Linked DNA regions of Homo sapiens: region 1 is linked to region 2. Evidence: chromatin loops called from intact Hi-C (ENCODE). Cell type or tissue: chondrocyte. All regions are shown on one strand. Each heading gives the region's core, and the rest is flanking DNA. Links, peaks and the distances in the headings are about the cores only. Region 1 overlaps CLCA4-AS1 (CLCA4 antisense RNA 1). Region 2 has its middle 31 kb from the start of BCL10.

Region 1 (10,048 bases), core at 575-8,574, 1.4 Mb after region 2:
AGATAGTTTGTTATAATTTCTGTTCTTTTACATTTGCTGAGGAGAGCTTTACTTCCAACTATGTGGTCAATTTTGGAATAGGTGTGGTGTGGTGCTGAAAAAAATGTATATTCTGTTGATTTGGGGTGGAGAGTTCTGTAGATGTCTATTAGGTCTGCTTGGTGCAGAGCTGAGTTCAATTCCTGGGTATCCTTGTTGACTTTCTGTCTCGTTGATCTGTCTAATATTGACAGTGGGGTGTTAAAGTCTCCCATTATTAATGTGTGGGAGTCTAAGTCTCTTTGTAGGTCACTCAGGACTTGCTTTATGAATCTGGGTGCTCCTGTATTGGGTGCATAAATATTTAGGATAGTTAGCTCCTCTTGTTGAATTGATCCCTTTACCATTATGTAATGGCCTTCTTTGTCTCTTTTGATCTTTGTTGGTTTAAAGTCTGTTTTATCAGAGACTAGGATTGCAACCCCTGCCTTTTTTTGTTTTCCATTTGCTTGGTAGATCTTCCTCCATCCTTTTATTTTGAGCCTATGTGTGTCTCTGCACGTGAGATGGGTTTCCTGAATACAGCACACTGATGGGTCTTGACTCTTTATCCAACTTGCCAGTCTGTGTCTTTTAATTGCAGAATTTAGTCCATTTATATTTAAAGTTAATATTGTTATGTGTGAATTTGATCCTGTCATTATGATGTTAGCTGGTGATTTTGCTCATTAGTTGATGCAGTTTCTTCCTAGTCTCGATGGTCTTTACATTTTGGCATGATTTTGCAGCGGCTGGTACCGGTTGTTCCTTTCCATGTTTAGTGCTTCCTTCAGGAGCTCTTTTAGGGTAGGCCTGGTGGTGACAAAATCTCTCAGCATTTGCTTGTCTGTAAAGTATTTTCTTTCTCCTTCACTTATGAAGCTTAGTTTGGCTGGAAATGAAATTCTGGGTTGAAAATTCTTTTCTTTAAGAATGTTGAATATTGGCCCCCACTCTCTTCTGGCTTGTAGGGTTTCTGCCGAGAGATCTGCTGTTAGTCTGATAGGCTTCCCTTTGAGGGTAACCCGACCTTTCTCTCTGGCTGCCCTTAACATTTTTTCCTTCATTTCAACTTTGGTGAATCTGACAATTATGTGTCTTGGAGTTGCTCTTCTCGAGGAGTATCTTTGTGGCGTTCTCTGTATTTCCTGAATCTGAACGTTGGCCTGCCTTGCTAGATTGGGGAAGTTCTCCTGGATAATATCCTGCAGAGTGTTTTCCAACTTGGTTCCATTCTCCACATCACTTTCAGGTACACCAATCAGACGTAGATTTGGTCTTTTCACATAGTCCCATATTTCTTGGAGGCTTTGCTCATTTCTTTTTATTCTTTTTTCTCTAAACTTCCCTTCTCGCTTCATTTCATTCATTTCATCTTCCATTGCTGATACCCTTTCTTCCAGTTGATCGCATCGGCTCCTGAGGCTTCTGCATTCTTCACGTAGTTCTCGAGCCTTGGTTTTCAGCTCCATCAGCTCCTTTAAGCACTTCTCTGTATTGGTTATTCTAGTTATACATTCTTCTAAATTTTTTTCAAAGTTTTCAACTTCTTTGCCTTTGGTTTGAATGTCCTCCCGTAGCTCAGAGTAATTTGATCGTCTGAAGCCTTCTTCTCTCAGCTCGTCAAAATCATTCTCCATCCAGCTTTGTTCTGTTGCTGGTGAGGAACTGCGTTCCTTTGGAGGAGGAGAGGCGCTCTGCGTTTTAGAGTTTCCAGTTTTTCTGTTCTGTTTTTTCCCCATCTTTGTGGTTTTATCTACTTTTGGTCTTTGATGATGGTGATGTACAGATGGGTTTTCGGTGTAGATGTCCTTTCTGGTTGTTAGTTTTCCTTCTAACAGACAGGACCCTCAGCTGCAGGTCTGTTGGAATACCCTGCTGTGTGAGGTGTCAGTGTGCCCCTGCTGGGGGGTGCCTCCCAGTTAGGCTGCTCGGGGGTCAGGGGTCAGGGACCCACTTGAGGAGGCAGTCTGCCCGTTCTCAGATCTCCAGCTGCGTGCTGGGAGAACCACTGCTCTCTTCAAAGCTGTCAGACAGGGACACTTAAGTCTGCAGAGGTTACTGCTGCCTTTTTGTTTGTCTGTGCCCTGCCCCCAGAGGTGGAGCCTACAGAGGCAGGCAGGCCTCCTTGAGCTGTGGTGGGCTCCACCCAGTTCGAGCTTCCCGGCTGCTTTGTTTACCTAAGCAAGCCTGGGCAATGGCGGGCGCCCCTCCCCCAGCCTCGTTGCCGCCTTGCAGTTTGATCTCAGACTGCTGTGCTAGCAATCAGCGAGATTCCGTGGGCGTAGGACCCTCTGAGCCAGGTGTGGGATATAGTCTCATGGTGCGCCGTTTCTTAAACCGGTCTGAAAAGCGCAATATTCGGGTGGGAGTGACCCGATTTTCCAGGTGCGTCCATCACCCCTTTCTTTGACTCGGAAAGGGAACTCCCTGACCCCTTGCGCTTCCCAGGTGAGGCAATGCCTCGCCCTGCTTCGGCTCGCGCACGGTGCGCACACCCACTGGCCTGCGCCCACTGTCTGGCACTCCCTAGTGAGATGAACCCGGTACCTCAGATGGAAATGCAGAAATCACCCGTCTTCTGCGTCGCTCACGCTGGGAGCTGTAGACCGGAGCTGTTCCTATTCGGCCATCTTGGCTCCTCCCCTCACTATAGCATATTTTTAAGAGTGAAGACTGGAACAATCTAAGCATCCAGCAATAAGGAAATTGACAAATAAAATGTGGTATATTCATGTGATGGACTTCTATAAAACAGCTAAAAGAAATGAATTCTGGCCGGGCGCAGTGACTCACACCTGTAATCCTAGCACTTTTGGGAGGATCACCTGAGGTCGGGAGTTCGAGACCAGCCTGACCAACATGGAGAAACCCTGTCTCTATTAAAAGTACAAAATTAGCCAGGCATGGTGGCACGTGCCTGTAATCCCAGCTACTCTGGAGGCTGAGGCAAGAGAATCGCTTGAACCCGGGAGGCGGAGGTTGCGGTGAGCCGAGATTGCGCCATTGCACTCCAGCCTGGGCAACAAGAGCAAAACTCTGTCTCAAAAAAAAAAAAAAAAAAAAAAGGAATTTCATCTAATCTATATTAAACAGATTTGAAATATATAATACTGTGTAAAAAAATTACAAAATGATAGGTACAATATGCTATCATGTACATAAATTACAGCATAAGATATACTATATTTGTCTGTAAATATAAATAAGTAAAAGTATTTTTAAAACTGGGCAGGAAATACATTAAACTCTTCCTAGGGGAGGTTTTGAGTGAAGGGCAGAAAGGTGAATGAGACTGAGAGTGTTGATTTAGTTACCTAGATCTTAAGCTTAAACAATAATGTTTTAGCCCTTAAAAAAACTAAGTTATGATTTTAAAAATTGTTATTCCTATATGAGAAGAATGAAAGTTTTTGTTACACTATTATCTATATTTTTCTGGGTTTTTTAAATGTCTTAAATGTAAAAGAAAAATATATTTCACTCCAGCCCCATTAAATAAATTTACAAATATTTTCAAAATATAAATTGAATCAGGGACATTAGCTATTGTGCCCACATATCTCGATGCAGTTCTGAATACTTACAGGTGCATACTGTATAGTAAAAATGAGGAAATTAGCCTATGACATGGCTCTAACAAGAGTAGTATATATACTTTCCTTAGTAGGCAGATGCTTGAGCAAATTGTAATATGATTTGAGCTATATTTTTAGAAGTATTCATCTTGAAAACTTGTGTAAAGGAAAGTGAAATGGAGAGATAATTTTGGAGGCTATTAAAGGAGTCTAGGCCAGAAGTAATATGTTAGCATTAATAAATGATAACAAGTAATAAACATGGAAGGAAAAGAATGAATCTGTTTTCTCTCTCAACCTCCTTTACTATCATATCAAAGCACCAATGCTACTTTAAAAATGTTGATTAAGTGCAAGATATATTATCTTAATTCTTAACTCTTCCATGGAAATGTTCTCATTAATTTTGAGAATTAAACAATTAGTCTTTGTAAACTGTCCATAGATAAATTTTAAGCCATTCAAGTATGAATTTGACATTGCTATTTTGTATATTCATCTACCATGACCAAAATATGAGAGGTTTGTAACCCATAGTATTTACAAAATTAATATCTTCTGCTCTTAGATTTAGACATTTATAACAAAAATTTTTAAAACAAGATATATTGAACTATAACTTATCACATGCCAATCACTGTAGTAGCATTTTCTGTATATTTTTCTATTTAATCTTTACTTCAGCATAGCAAGGTAGACATTGTATTATAACCCCAATTAACTGGGACCTGAGCCTCAGAGATGTGAAATACCTTGCCCAAGTTCAGACTGAAGCTAGTAAATGGTGATGCTGAGATACAAACCAAGATCTAATTCCAAATTGTATGCTCTTTCCACTACCATCCTAATCTCTTCCGCTAACCAACATCATTTATTTATCTCATAAATGAAATCCCAAGTTCCACGTGCCGTGAATGTTGACAAGACTATTGTTATTAAAACATCTTTATGTTTTAATACACAGGAAGGGGAACATCACACACTGGGGCCTGTTGTGGGGTGGGAGGAGGGGGGAGGGATAGCATTAGGAGATATACCTAATGTAAATGATGAGTTAATGGGTGCAGCACACCAACATGGCACATATATACATATGTAACAAACCTGCACACTGTGCACTTGTACCCTAAAACTTAAAGTATAATTAAAAAACAAATAAATAAAAAATAAAAAATAAAAAATCTTTATGTTTTCAAAATAGGGAGTTACTTTTATTTAAAATGTTTTTATAAATAATTTTGATAGGTTATACTACCTCTTTTAGAGCCTTTAGGAACAGCTATTTAACTTTTTTAAACCCTAGTTTTCAAAAGGAGGTTAATAATACTATTTATCTCACAAAACTTTTATTAATGAAGACACTTTTAATTACTATCATAACTTACTAATGGAGATTAAATGAGATAAAACATATAAAGTGTTTATCAAAGTGTCTGATATATAGTTGGTGTTCAATAAATATTAGCAGTTATTATTTTTTATTATATTTTATAAGTATTTTATTATTGGGACAGTGCAAGTCTTTGGTAAGAAACCCAAAATATCTATAACCTTCCACAGCACAAGAGGATTATATCCTGGGTACTCAATATACAATCATGGAGCATCCATAATCTTAATTTCAAAGGTATCTACAAAAACATTACCTCTCTTCATCAAATTAACAACATGAGAATCATCTAACCAGTCAACTGAACACTGGAATCATACACAGTACTTTAATTTTATAACAAATTTTTAGGTTAGTCTGACATCTAGTGGAATTATCATAGTCATTCAAAAGATTTAAAATACATACTTTAAAAAAAGACTAACAACATTCTATTAAGTAAAAGACCAATATCTAATGTAATCTTTAAAATAAAAAAGGAAAATAAATTTGAGTAGTGCCTATGTGTCAGGTACTGTGCGAAAAGCTTCCACATACCTTATCTCACTCATTTGTTCAGAGTATTTAGTGCCTGCTATGTGCTAGGCTTGTATTATATAAAACATTTTTAAAAGCAGATATGATTTCTGACCTTTTTGAGCTTATAGATTAGTAGGGATTAAATTACACAAATTATTATATAAATGAATATAAATTGTGTTTAGAGACATGAAGGACTTACAAGGGAATCCCTAATTTAGTACGGAGTTTAGGAAGGGCTTCTCTGAGAAAGTGATGAGCCAACTCCTAAATAATGAGCAGCAAGAGAGATTTAAGGCAGCAGGAAAAGCATGAGTGAAGGTGCTGAGGTGGGAAAAGTTTTGTTATCTAAAGGAATTTAAATAAGGGCAGTGTGGTTACAGTTGTGAGTAAGGGAGACAGCTATACCAGATGAGTCGAGGAAGGTAGGTGGCAGGCTAAACAGGGCCTGGTGAAAGGGTTGGCCATATTGGGGATTCATGATTTTATCACTTTATGATAGGTATAATAGAAATCATTTGAAGTACAGTCATCCCTTAGTATCCACAGGGGACTGGTTCTAGGATGCCACTCTTCCCCCTTGAATGCTCAAACCCCTTATATAAAATGGCATAGTATTTATATACGCCATACCTATGCATATCCTCCTTTAAAGAGATGATACTTTAAATCATATCTAGATTACTTATAATACCTAATACAATGTAAGTGCTATATAGTTATTATACTGTGTTGGTTTTTATTTGTATTGTTTTTACTGTCATGTTTTTGTCTTTAATTATTCTTTTTTTCCACATATTTTCTATCCCTGGTTGGTTGAATCTGTGCTTTCAGAGCCCATGGATATGAAGGACCAATTGTAGTTAAACAAGGAGAGATAATGAGATACACGGTTTTTTAAAACACCCTGGCTCCTATGCAGAAACGAAATGGAAGAGGATGAACATGAATGTAGGGGGAAAAATTAGGACCATTTAGGAGAGTATTTCAATAGTCCCAACAACAGATGGTTTTGGCTCAGACTATCATGGTTGCTATCAGTAGATTCAGATCTGCTGAATATTGAATATTGGGAGGGAATTGAATTGAATTGAATACTGGGAGGGAGGTAAGGATGAGGAACCAGAGAGCATTGAAAATAGTCCCAGATTTTTATCTTGAACAACTGAGTCAATCGAAGTATTAAGATGAGTAAGAGTGGGAAATATTATCTTTGAGGATAAGATTAAGCTTTTTTTTTTTTTTTCAAGACAGCATCTTGCTCTGTTACCCAGGCTGCAGTGCAGTGGAGCAATCTCAGCTCACTGCAACCTCCACCTCCTGGGCCCGGCTAAGTTTGTATTTCTTGTACATATGGGGTTTCATCATGTTGCCCAGGCTGGTCTCAAACTCTTGCATTCAAGCAGCCTCCACCTGCCTCAGCCTCCCAAAGTACTGGCATGAGCCACCATGCCTGGCCCAAGCTTTTATTATCAAAGAATAACTGAGATATTTGGTTATTTATATGAAAATTTTTTTCACATATAGGGAAACACTCATTATACTGTTGTCAAGCAACAAGGGCAAATGCTTCACTTCTGAGAGAAAAAAAACTACAGTCTGGAAAGACTGAGTCTTGTTTGCACATTTTTCTTGGTAAACTGATTAGATGGCAGCAAAGAGGTCAGCCTAGGCAGTCTGTCCTTGTGAAGTTTGTCCAAGCGTAACAAAGAAGACAATTTCAATTGTATTTGATTATTCCCAAAACCTGCAAGTTTACTGAGGAGCATACTGGAATCGACTGTCTTAGGATTATGTCTATCAAGACCCTTCCATTCTCCAGCTTTGTTGAGCCAGGCCTGCATCATTTAACTCATCAGTATTTCTCAACTCCCTCCTTTTGGTCAAAACAAACTCCAAAAGATGCAAATTTTACAATCAAAGGTTCAGTACCTTTTGACTTAATATTATCCACCTGATATCAACTTAAAATAATCAATGTGAAATCTTTAGATTCCATTCATTGATCTAGGTGACTAGAGAAGCCAGGACAAACCATACAGGGCCTACAGGCCAGGATACAGATTTTGTTCTTTATCCTAAGACTAATGAGACATCACTAAAGGATTGAAATCAATAGAGTAATTTGATGAGAACCTTTATTTTAAATTTTCTAAAAAATTTTATGATAGTTATTAGACAATTGGAAAAGTGCTCTCTGGATATTTTCTAACATTAAGGAACTGTTGTTAATTTTATGTGTGATAATGATTTTGTGGTTATGTTTAACCAAACAAAAGAGTTCTTATCTTTTAAAGATTTACACGGAGAAATGTTAATAGATGAAATGAAAAGAAAATTGGAAGTCATCTGCGTATAAATAGATACATATAAATGGAGAAATTTTCTGTTTTAGAGTGAGAAGAGTTATGAAATGTATCTTGAGGAACTTTGTCAATTAAAGGCCAGAAAGATGGGGATGAGCAAAGAAACCAGACTATCTATTGAGAGGTAGGAGGAAAATCAGAGAAGTGTTGTCATGGAAACCAAAGAAAGAGAGGTTTCAAGAAGGAAATAATGCATACAAATTTAACGCATTAACACAGCACCTGGAATATGGCAAACATTCAACAAATATTGCGCTTATTATGAAGATGATTGAGAAACAAGTGGTACAGAATATCAAGTGATGGTAAGAGGTCAAGATAGTAATCACCAGTAATCTTAAAGAGAGTAATTTCTATGGAGTGGTAGGATAGGAGCAGAAACTACATTGGAGTGTTTCAAGGGTAATTGGGAGGTCCAGATATTGAGACAATAATTGGAGATAATTTTTTCAAGATGTTTCACTGGTACGGGAAGGAGATAAACAAGAAAGTGGCTGAAATAGGGTTGTGATAGTAAGTAGAAGCAATATTTGCGTTTGTGACAATTTGGGGGAGGAGAAGTTTAAAAATAAGAGAGACTGGCTGGGCGCGGTGGCTCACCCTTGTAATCCCAGCACTTTGGGAGGCTGAGGCAGGAGGATCACAAGGTCAGGAGATCGAGACCATCCTGGCTAACACGGTGAAACCCCGTCTCTACTAAAAATACAAAAAAATTAGCTGGGCATGGTGGTGGGCACCTGTAGTCCCAGCTACTCAGGAGGCTGAGGCAGGAGAATAGCGTGAATCCAGGAGGCAGAGCTTGCAGTAAGCCAAGATCGCGCCACTGCACTCCAGCCTGGGTGACAGAGCGAGACTCAGTCTCAAAAAGAAAAAAAAAAAATAGGAGAGACTGAAATGCCAGTAAAAATTCTGTAGAAAGGGAAAACATGAAAATATAAAAGGGAAAAGGGATAAACATATGTGTTTTAAGAAGGTGGGAGACATAGGATCCAGAACATACAGGGAAAGGACTGTTCTTTGATGGACAGAAAAACATCTCTTTTATTGTAACAGGAGAGAAGGAGAAATGATATGAGCAAATGTACGAAGGTTGAAAAGGTTCTGTTTTCATTCTCCCTTACCTGGGAAGATAGTTCTCTGGAGTGCCCTTTTAGTGTCCAAATCTGTGGAATTTCCTGTTCTTATTGTCTTGTGCAATATTTTATATTATAGATCATTACTTTTTAAAAACTCTCTCCTTTTTAAAATATATTTCAAGGAGACAAAACAGTCTAAAAATAATATAATAAATGCCCATGTATACTAGCTTAAAAGATACAAAGGAAGCGTCAATTCCTTTCTTTTTCTCTCATAAATAATCATTATTTTGAATTAGATGTTTATAATTCCCATGCTTGTTTTTATACTTGTATTAATTACATGTATCATATATGTATCAATAGTATATAATATACATGAATATAGATATAATAAATATATATATATCTTTAAGCGATGTAGAATATTGGCTGAACTATTTCAGTTTTCAGTGCCAGTTAGTCTGTAAGAGGTAAATTTTTTCAGTCTGAAAAGTGCCATAATTTGGTACTCTTAATTGATAGTTTAGTGGGCATCAAATTGTAGATTTATAAGTGTATTTGTTTTTCCTTAGCTCTATGAGGATACTATTTCCTTAACTTCTGGCTCTTAGTATTATTCTTGAGAAATCTATTATTGCTCTATTGCTGACCTAATTATTTCTTTGTAGGTAATCTATCTTTGATATCTGATTTCTTTCTAGATTTTATCTTTGTCATTGCAGCACTACAATTCACTGCTTTCACAATTTCAATGTGCCTAGGATGTACTTCTTTTTATTTATTCTGCTTAAGATTCTTTGACTTGAGATAGTCTTTCATCAGTTTGGGGAAATTATCAGTCATTGTCACATCAAACTTGTCTCTCTCTCTCTTTCTTCTTTCTTATCTTACTTTCTGAAAATCTTGTTAGTTAGTGTACTGAAGTTTCTCATTCTATCCTCATTTTTCTTAATCTATATTTTTCATTCCCTATTTCTCCATACTGTTTTCTGTATAATTTCCTCAGAACTATCTTGCATTTACTAATCTCCCTTCATTGGTATCTAATATGCCGTTAGTTAGTCCATTAAGTTTTCAGTTTAATGACTTTATTTTAAA
Region 2 (10,048 bases), core at 1,018-9,017:
GAGTGGAGGCCTAAGGAGCAAGGTTGGTTTGTAGCTGAGGACAATTCTGGCAGGGGGAAATCCATTTTCATTCCAACCCTGGATTGTGGTATTACTGTGTCTCTGCTTCCATCTTCAAGTAGCTCCTAGCTGTTGCATCCTGGCTGTGCTCCCCATGGCCTACCCACTCTTTGAGGGGGAGGCTAGGAGGTATGCAGAGGCTGTGATTGTGAGAAAAGCCTGGGACAGTACATGAGCTCATTCCGGATGGGGAGAGAGACTATAATCTTTTCTCAATAAAGTTTTGTTGCATGAATGAATGAGTGGTGAAAGAAGGCAGTTCCATTTAGTCAGTCTTCCTAAATCAGTTTTTCCAAATCCATGGGCTTTTTGACGTACTCAAACTCCCCGTTTGCTACAGTTTGGGAAGTGGCCCGGGGATGCCGAGAGAGAGAGAGAGAGAGAGAGAGAGAGAGAGAGAGAGAAAGAGAGGTCTGTTTTTTAAAGAGCCTTTGCAGTCCCTGGGTTTTCAGAGGGATGTTCCATGAAGAAACTGGCCAAGCAGGGCCAACACTTGTCTTTCCTTTAGAGTGTCTAACTCTTGGTGTTTGCTGCCAGAACTGTTGTTGTTTTGAAGACCTCAAAATGTACAATTCTTATTATTCATTCAGTCAATATTCAAATCAATATTTATTGAGCTCCTTCTGTGTGCCAGGCCATGTGATGGTGAGCAAGCCAGGATACAACGGTGAGAAAGCTGGGTCTTGTTTTTCCCAGGAATGAGCTGTCCCACGGTTGCACACTGGATCTTTGGCCAGATCAAGCTCAGGCCAGTCCTCTGCATTGGCCTGAACTTGATCCCAGCAATCTGGGGATGAGAGAGGGTCTCTCTGCCCTTTCTCATGGGAGTGGCTCACCTCCCCTTGCACCTCAGCCCAGAAATTGCATCTGAGCCTCAGAATTTTATGTTTTTTTCCCCTGAAACCCTGAAAACCAGTCCCATGTCCTCTCAGAGAAGCCCTCAAGATTTCTCTGGATTTGGTAACATGCTGACTGGGATTCTAGCCAGAGGATTCTCATTCTTGGACCTGGATTTTAGACTCATTTTGGACAATTGGCAAATGGGCACGTGTTATGCTGCTTTAATGCAAAGAGCAAACAATATCGATGTTTATAAAATCCTAAAGGAAAAACTCCAAGATATGTGAGCATCCCAGGGTGAGGGGAACTGGGAAGCCTGGTTCCTTGTGGTTTCGCCAACCCCATGGGATTGCCTTTGTCTTCCTGGCTGAAGCTGCTTTACCAGGACCAGGTCTGGGTTTCTGCATATTGGGAGATAGGAAATGAGAGGAAGGGCATGTGGCTTCTGTTTTAAGGATGTGTCCTATAAACTGTTCATGTCATTTCCGTTCACATCTCATTGGCTAGAACTTACTCCTGTGACTATAAATTAGCTTTAAGGGAGGCTGGGAAATGTAGTCTTCAGCTGAGTGGCCAAGTGCATGGTAAAATTTCAAGAACCTATTACTAAAAGGAAGAAGGGGAGAGTGGATATAGCTGGACAATGACCAATTTTGATCACACACTCCTTTAGCCCCTTTTCACATGGCCCAGACTGTTGTGTCCTTACATTATTGGCCTTCAGACCTCATACCTCATTCCCATGTTCCCTGACCTGGTGGCTCTCTCTGGAGTCCTAGACCTGGGCTACTTTGGATTGTTCCTTTTTTTCCCTCTCCCTCTAACTCCTTGTAAGTAACTTGCTTAGGGAGGGGCCCTTCTGAGGGGAGGGGGTGTCACCAAAAGAGAAATAAGATGTTGACAGCCAAGGCCAGGGACATCAAGGCCAGACCCACTTACTCTATAGATCTCTGCAGGCCCCCTCTTTACTTCAGCTGAGTGTGGATGAATAAAACCAAGCATGGTGACGCTGCTGAGACACTTCAGGTCTCATGGTCAGGAGGGACAGCATCTGTGGATGAGCACTTGAGGGAGGGTCTAAGTATACGCTGGCATCTCTGCCCACCAGGAACCATGATTTCATCTTCCTCATCTTTTTCCTCTTCCTGCTTCACTTCCTCACCTGCAGCCTCTCCAACATCACTGTAATCATTACAACTGTTAGAACTGTACCATTGAGCACCACCAGGGCCAGATATCCCACATGCATCTTCTGTTTTTAGCCCCGACTCCAATCCCAGGAGGTAGGTATTATTGTCTCTATCTTTTGAGAAACTGAAGCACAGAATGGTAAGGACCTACTTCATACTGTTGTTGTAAGGATTAAATGGGATAATTCACATAAAAACATCTGGCTCAGTGCCTGGCAAACAGAAAGTACTCAATAACTATATTAGCCTTTATTGCTGTAACAGAGAAGAAAACCAAGGTTTAGAGAGGAATGGAGATTTGTCAGTGTTGGCTCCAGAATTCACATAGAGGAGGGGTTTATCGTGGTGACGGGGTGGTGGGGGCACTGCTCAGGGAATTGCCTTGATGCTGTGTTTGCATGAAAAGCACACATATTAACTTAGATTGTGATAAAAAATACCAAAAAATTCTCATATGGTTATATTTATACTTTACATAAGTGTGAGAACTGTCCATCACGATAATGATTATTATCATCACTTGGGACAGCTTGGGAACTCATGGAGGTCACAGCTGTTTAACATCCCTCCAAGCTTCCCTTTGGTGCTACCACAGTAATGGGCCAAGCAAGTAAATGACAGAGCCAGGATTTGAGAGCAGCTCTGATTCTAGGTCCCACATCTTCATTGCTACCCAGTACGGTCTCTGTGAGCTGGCAGAAAACTTGGCTAACCAGAGGTTTGCTTTTCCCTCCCACCTGAGGAGCTGGGGGTTGCTGTGCTCCCTAAGCTTCTGTGAAAGCTCTGTACCTACCCAACAGCTTCTCTTCACTTGCCTGTGACTCTCCGTGGGGCCTTCGTTATTTTATTTTATTTTATTTTTTTGAGACAGAATCTCGCTCTGTCACCCAGGCTGGAGTGCAGTGGCGCGATCTTGGCTTACTGCAACGTCTGCCTCCAGGGTTCAAGCGATTCCTCTACCTCAGCCTCCCAAGTAGCTGGGACTACAGGCACGCACCACCACGCCTGGCTAATTTTTTGTATTTTAGTAGAGACGGGGTTTCACCATGTTGGCCAGGATGGTCTTGCTCTTCTGACCATATGATCTGCCCACCTCAGCCTCCCAAAGTGCTGGAATTACAGGCATGAACTACCGCACCTGGCCCATTGTTAATATTTTTACAAGCAAAACTGAGGCACAGAAACCCAAAAGGTAGATTTCTCTTTCTTGCATTTTCTGAGCAGCAGAGACTTTTTAGTAGGTAAGTACAATTAAGTCGAGCCGGATCTCTTCACTCTGCTCCAGATTGTTCTGGAAACCTGTCTCCCAGCATTAGGGCAGCTCTCCAGTCAGCCCAGCAGGCTTGCTAGGTGTGACAGAGTCCACCTAATCAGAACTTTTTTTTTCTTGTTTTTACCTCCAGTAGGAAGAAATCAGAACTTTCATCCTCCCCTGGAAGGGCCCAAGGTGCTGTCATAGTCTCCTGACAGACAGCAGTAATTGTACAGCCTTCCTGGCTTTCCCCCCAAGGAGTCCTATTGGTTTTGACAGTTTCTGGATAACTGTGGTGACAGGCAGCAAGATTGGAATTTTACAAAGGTTTCTCAAATCTGTTTGAAGAGAATATCAGGATACCAGTTTGTAAAAGCCTGTCTCTGATCCTGACCACAGGTAAGAGTAACTCTTAGTTAGCTCCAAATGAGAATCTGAGCCCGCCCCATCTCTGGGGAGACAGCTGGCTGGCTTCATTCTCTCCCTCACTGATGGGTCTATTCATCTCTGGGTCACCAAATATTTACTGAGCACCAACTATGTGTCAAACATCATACTTAGCACTGGGGATGCAGTGACCTACTTGGCTCCTAACTCTAGGAGCTCACTGTCCTCTATAAAGGACATAGATGTATAATGAGACAACTACTATATGGCTTGGTGCAATCTCGGCTCACTGCAACCTCCGCCTCCCGGATTCAAGTGATCCACCTGCCTCAGCCTCCCAACTAACTGAGATTACAAGTGTGCACCACCATGGCCGACTGCTTTTTGCATTTTTAGTAGAGACAGGGTTTCGCCATGTTGCTAGGCTGGTCTCGAACTCCTGACCTCAAGTGATCCACCTGCCTTGGCCTCCCAAAGTGCTGAGATTACAGGCATGAGCCACTGTGCCTGGCCTGTATTTTCTTTATATTGGACCCAGGTATGTGCATTTGTTCATTTGTCCATTTTTGCAGTTTTAAAACATCCTGAGCACTTACCATTTCCTGTGTTAGTTCTTGTGCTAGATACCAGGATCTTGTGCTAGAAAAGGCTGTTTCTGCCCTCAGCCTCTACTGTCTAGTGGGAGAGCAGCCTGGCACAAGCAACCAGAAGGTAGCGTGGCCGACAGGTGCTGCTACTGCCAACTGGGAGGGCAATTGCATGTGTGCACTTGACTGGGCCATGGGGTGCCCAGATACTTGATTAAGGTGATTTTGTGTGTGTCTATGAGGGTGTTTCTGGTTAAGATCACCTGTGAATGAGTGGACTGAGGAAAACAGAGCCCTCCCACTCCCAGTGTGAGTGGACTTTATTGTCTGTTGAAGGCCTGAATAGACTGAGAGGCTGAGTAAGGATGGATTTTCTTTCTCTGCCTGGCTGCCTTTGGGCTGAGACATTGGTCTTCCTCTGCAATCAGATTTGAACTGGAACTTACACCATCATCTCTCCTGGATCTGCAGTGTGTTGACGGCAGATCTGGGACTTGTCAACCTCTATAATCCCATGAGCCAATTCCTTATATTAAGTCATATATATTGCATATATAGTAATTCATATATATGAGATATATATTTTTTCTATTGGTTCTGGTTCTGTTTCTCTGGAGAACTCAGAGTAATACACTAAGCAATGGTGGGAGTCCGTGGGAGCCCTGAAATGTCTTGCGAATTGAACAAGAGTGCACTTGCAAATTCTTTACGCATTTGAAGCCTAGACTAGGGCAATGAGGACTGAGTAAGACTGCAGAAGGGTCTAGCTGGCCTCCTCCCCACCCCTCTCCTCTCTCCTCCTCTGTCCTCTGCTTCCCTCCCTTCCTTTCTCCTTCCCTCCTCTCCCCTCACTTCCCCTCGCTTCCCTTCCCTTGTCCTCCCCTCCCCATTGCCGTTCCTCCCTTTCTTCTCCCTTTCTCTCCCCTTGCCTTCCATGCCTACTGTAGGCTCTCATTATTCTTAGATTCTTTCTTTTCCCCTGAAACACCTGCTACCAGGTAAGGGTCAGATGAACGTATTTCACACTAAGATATAAATAACTAATTAGAGTGTTGCTACCCATACCTCAACCCTAGAGCTTGGTGATTTTTTTTTTTTCCAAAAAGGGAACAATCCCTTAGCTAAAGAGCCGCTGCTCCAGGGGAGGAAACGTAGGCTTGGGCCCAGAGATAGGTGGCAGCAGGGGTTTCTGGCCACGAAGCCTTCAGGCCTTCCCAGGTCCCAGCGTGTGTGGATCTTAAAACACCCCCTGCCAAGGGCTTTGATTCCAATTTTGGTTTCAGCTAATTGGTTTCAGCTGAGGTGGGAGAGGCCACGCCTCAGGATCTGCCTAGGCCAGGACTGGGAATGGGTCTCCCAGGTGACTCCGCGGGCCCATAGGCAGGCAGATCCTGGGAAGACGCCCTTTACTCAGTAAGGAGGGCCCAGGCGTCCAAAGCCCACCAGGGGGCAGCGGCGGCATTCTTAGCCCCACTTCTCCGCGCTCAAAGGCCGGCTGAGAAAACGCGAGTGACTACCCGAGGGCGCTGTTACTCCACAATTTTTCTGCAAAAGCTAAGGTCGGCAAACATGGATATTCGGATTTCCATTGTTTTTGAGGCTAAATCAAAAGATGCCTCTGGGGAAAAGGGGCAACATGCACTGTCGGATCGGCATTCATATGGAAAAACAGAGGTAGGAAACATTTTATACATTTTGAAGATACTTTGATGTGCAGTAATTTTGAAACTTTCGTAGGGCACCTGTTTTTCAATGGGCGGTGTAGAGTAATGCTGCCAAACACAGAGTTTGAGCCCTAGTACCACACCCACTAGCGGTGTGACTTTTCCTGGTGACTGAGTCTCTCTGGGCCTCAGTTTTGCATAGGGGACTTGTTCCGCCCCTCCTTGTCCTAGGTGTAAATGCTGCGTTGGTGTTGCACTCATAGGCTCACCTGGCCAAGGACCAGCTTCTGTCTATATTACTCTCAAACTTGCCACTTGGAGCATATTTCATTCTCATCCCCTTTGCCTTCACACTGCTATTCACCCCAGTTCAGAAGGGCAGAGCAATGGCCAAAATGTAAGACTGGGGTTGGGACTGTGAGAAGAAAGGAACAATTGCCAGTTAGCAAATTATTATAATGGCCACGTGGGCTCCAGGGCTGACATAATGAGGAGCTTGGTATGTGTGGTAATTACACACACTTGAGTTGAGTCTTAGGAAAACATATAAAAGAAACGTTATTTTCTTTTTTTCTAAAGGCTATGAAGGTAAGAAGCATTCCATAAGCAATTATTATGCAGCACTATTTCAAGGGTTGGGCTCTGTCAATGAGTTTTAACCACTAAAGAAAAGGAATTCTAATTGGGGGCGAAGGTAGTTTTAGGAATGGCAGCTTCGGAGTTTTGTACTGACAGGTGCTGGTGAAAAGCTGATTAATCCCATTCAATACTATAATAGGCTACATTTGTATAGCACTGCATAGAGTACCAAGTACTTTTATATAAATCCTCTCATTTGATGTTCCCAACCACCCTTTGAGATATGAAGAGGACAAAGAGAATTATTGCTGTCATTTTAAAAACCAGCTTTATTGAGATATAATTCATATACCAAACACTTCACCCATTTAAAATGTGCAATTCAATGATTTTATGCACGTTCACAGATATATGCAACGATAACCACATCAATTTTCATCACCACAAAAAGAACCCTCTACCCTTAGTTATCACTCCCTTTTCCTCCCTCTCCTCCCTCCTTGCACCCTCCCCTCCAAAGCAATCACTATTCTATTTTCTGTCTCTACAGATTTACTTATCCTGGACATTTCATATAATATGTGGTCTTTTGTGACTGGCTTCTTTCACTTAGCATAATGTTTTCAAGGTTTATTCATGTTGAAGCATGTTCAGTACTTCATTCCTTTTTACACCTGAATAATATCCCGTTGTATGGATATTTTTGTTCATCTCTTCATCAGTTGGCATCCATTTCATTTATCCATTCATTAGTTGGTATACACGGGTTGTTTGCACCCTTTGGTTATTTTAAATAATTGCTGTAAACATTCATGTACAAGCCTTGGTGGGGGCATATGCTTTCATTTCTCTTAGGTATATTCCAGGGAGTGGAATTGCTGGATCATATGGTAACTCAATGTGTAGGTGTTTGAGGAACTGCCAGAGTGTTTTCCACAGTGGCTACATTTGACATTCTCATTAGGAGGGTATGATTTCTCCACCTCCTTACCAATGTTTGCTATTACCTGACTCTGATTCTAGCCATTCTAGTGGGTATGACGTGATATCTCATTGTGATTTTGATGTGCACATCCCCGATGACTGATGATGTCAAACATCTTTCTCATGTGGCTGTTGGCCATTTGTATATCTTCTTTGGAAAAATGTCTCTGATCCTTTGCCTGTTTTCAAACTGTCTTTTCTATTATCAAGCTGTAAGAGTTCATTATGTATTTTAGATAGAAGTCCCTTATCAGATATATAATTTGCAAATGTTTTCTCTGGTTCAGTGGGTTATCTTTTCAGTTGTTTGTTTTTTAAGAGATGGGATCTCACTTTGTCACCCAGGCTGGAGTGCAATGGTGAGATCATAGCTTACTGCAGCCTCGAACTCCTGGGCTCAAGGGATCCTCCTGCCTCACCCTCCCGAGAAGCTGAGACTATAGGTGTGCACTACCGTGCCTGTCTTTCCTTTTCTTGACAGTGTCTTTTGAAGCACAAGTTTTAAATTTTGATGTTGTTCAATTTAGTTTTTCTTTTGTTGCTTGTGCTTTTGGTGTCATATGTAAGTGGCAATTCTGAGGTTATGAAAATTTATCACTAAGTTTTCTTCTGAGTTTTATATTTTAGCTCTTATATTTAGGTCTTTGATTCATTTTGAGTTACTTTTTGTATATGGTGTGAAGAAAGGATCCAACTTCATTCATTCTTTTGCTGGATATGTGGGTATCCAGTTGTCCCAGCAGCAGTTGAGAAGACTGTCCTTTCCCCTCTGAATAGTCGTGGTACCCTTGTTGAAAATCAGTTGACCATAGAGACATGGACTTATTTCTGGACTTTCAATTCTATTCCATTCATCTATATGTTTATCTTTACGCCAGTACTGCATGGTCTTGATTACTGTTGCTTTTAAAGTTTTGAAATTGGGAGTGCGAGTCCCCCAAGCTTATTCTTCTTTTCAATATTGTTTTGGCTATTTGAGGCCCCTTGTAATTCCATGTGAAATTTAGAATCAGCCTGTCAGTTTCTACAAAGCAGCCAGCTGGGATTCTAATTGGGCTTGCATTTAATCGGTTTATCAACTTGAGGAGTGTTGTCATCCTAACAATATTAAGTCTTCTAATACATGAACATAAGCAGTTTTTCCATCTATTTAGATATTTAACTTCTTTCAACAATGTTTTGTAATTATCGGAGAATAAGTTTTGGACTTTTACTAAATTTATTGCTAAGTGTTTTATTCTTTCGGATGCAATTATAAATGGAATTGTTTTCTTAATCTTATTTTTGGATTTGTTCACTGCAAATGTGTAGAAACACAATTTTTAATATATTGATCTTTTATCTTAAAATCTTGCTGAATTCTTTTTTTTTTTTTTTGAGATGAGGTCTCACTCTGTCACCCAGATTGGAGTGCAGTGGTGTGATCTCGGCTCACTGCAACCTCTGCCTCTTGGGCTGAAGCCATCCTCCCACCTCAGCCCCCCAAATAGCTTGGACCACAGGCGTGCGCCATCATGCCAGGCTAATTTTTTGTATTTTTAGTAGAGATGGGGTTTCACTATGTTGCCCAGGCTGGTCTCGAAACCTGAGCTCAGATGATCCGCTCACCTCGGCCTCCCAAAGTGCTGGGATTATAGGCGTGAGCCACCGTGCCCAGCCTCATTTATTAATTTTAATATATTTTTAGTGGATTTCTTAGGATTTTCCATATAGACAAGCATGTTAAATAGAGATAGTTTTACCTCTTCCTCTCTGATCTGGATGCCTACAATTTAGCCTTTACCTCCAAGGAATCTACCAATTTCCTCTCTATTGCCTTTCACCACAACCACAACTGTTTTTGAGAGCACACTTAGACTTGAACTTCACACTCTGTTGCAAATGAAGTCAGTTCTCTAGGGAGGGATTCAGAGCTCTTCCTTCCACGGCCTGATTGTGCCCCTGGGGAAAATCTCTGAGCCATCCTCTGCGGGATTGAGGGCAGGGAAAATATGGTTCACTTCTCTCTGAATGACAACCTTGTTTTTGTTTCTCAGTGCCAGGTAGAGAGGAGGCAACAGACTCAGGTCTTTTTGGTTTGCTTCTCTGGGTTAGAACTCCTGCCCCATGAGCCAAGGCAAGGACATTCAGGCTCCCTGTATCATATTGGTACCATGCTCTCAGAGTGGAGCCTCTGTCCCCTGAGAGTTCGGGCTTGGAGGAAGAAAAGAGACCCTCCTGGCAACACTCACCCAGAACTTAGTCTCAGCATTAGGTCATGAGTGGGAATGGCAGGATAAGCAATGCTGACATCCTGTCTCTCCCCAGGAAGACTGACTTTCAATTAGGATCTGTGGAGAAAAGGAGCCTTGTGTTCTTAGCTCTACCCTAAGGTGTGGAGCTTCTGCCTCACTGAGCTGTGAGCGGGGAGGAAGGGTGTGGGTCTTGGGTCAAAATCACTGATTCACTGATCTTACCAAGTTTTAATAGATTTTCTTGAATAAATGTTTCTTCATTTGCTATGTA

What was found. Hi-C counts contacts between places; a loop is a spot of excess contacts. Peaks named below come from ENCODE experiments on the same cell type or tissue, not always from the same donor. Only the 100,000 strongest peaks of a DNase experiment are listed, where the experiment ranks them.
Region 1: it touches region 2 in a loop (8-fold over the local background); 2 of 110 quality-filtered maps call a loop at or near these places.

The regions. Positions count from the first base shown.
Region 1 is chr1:86,682,447-86,692,494 of GRCh38, forward strand. All of the region lies in intron 4 of CLCA4-AS1 (CLCA4 antisense RNA 1), which reads right to left. Among named protein-coding and RNA genes, the nearest start is that of CLCA4-AS1, 17 kb to the right of the region's middle. RefSeq lists an enhancer at 1,780-2,427. In chondrocyte, for the core only: CTCF peaks have their summits at 5,346 (motif pointing left) and 5,546; no DNase peak of the experiment used is centred there.
Region 2 is chr1:85,302,546-85,312,593 of GRCh38, forward strand. No RefSeq gene overlaps it. Among named protein-coding and RNA genes, the nearest start is that of BCL10, 31 kb to the left of the region's middle. RefSeq lists an enhancer at 5,641-6,141. In chondrocyte, for the core only: a CTCF peak has its summit at 5,792 (motif pointing right); a DNase peak (open chromatin) is centred at 5,746.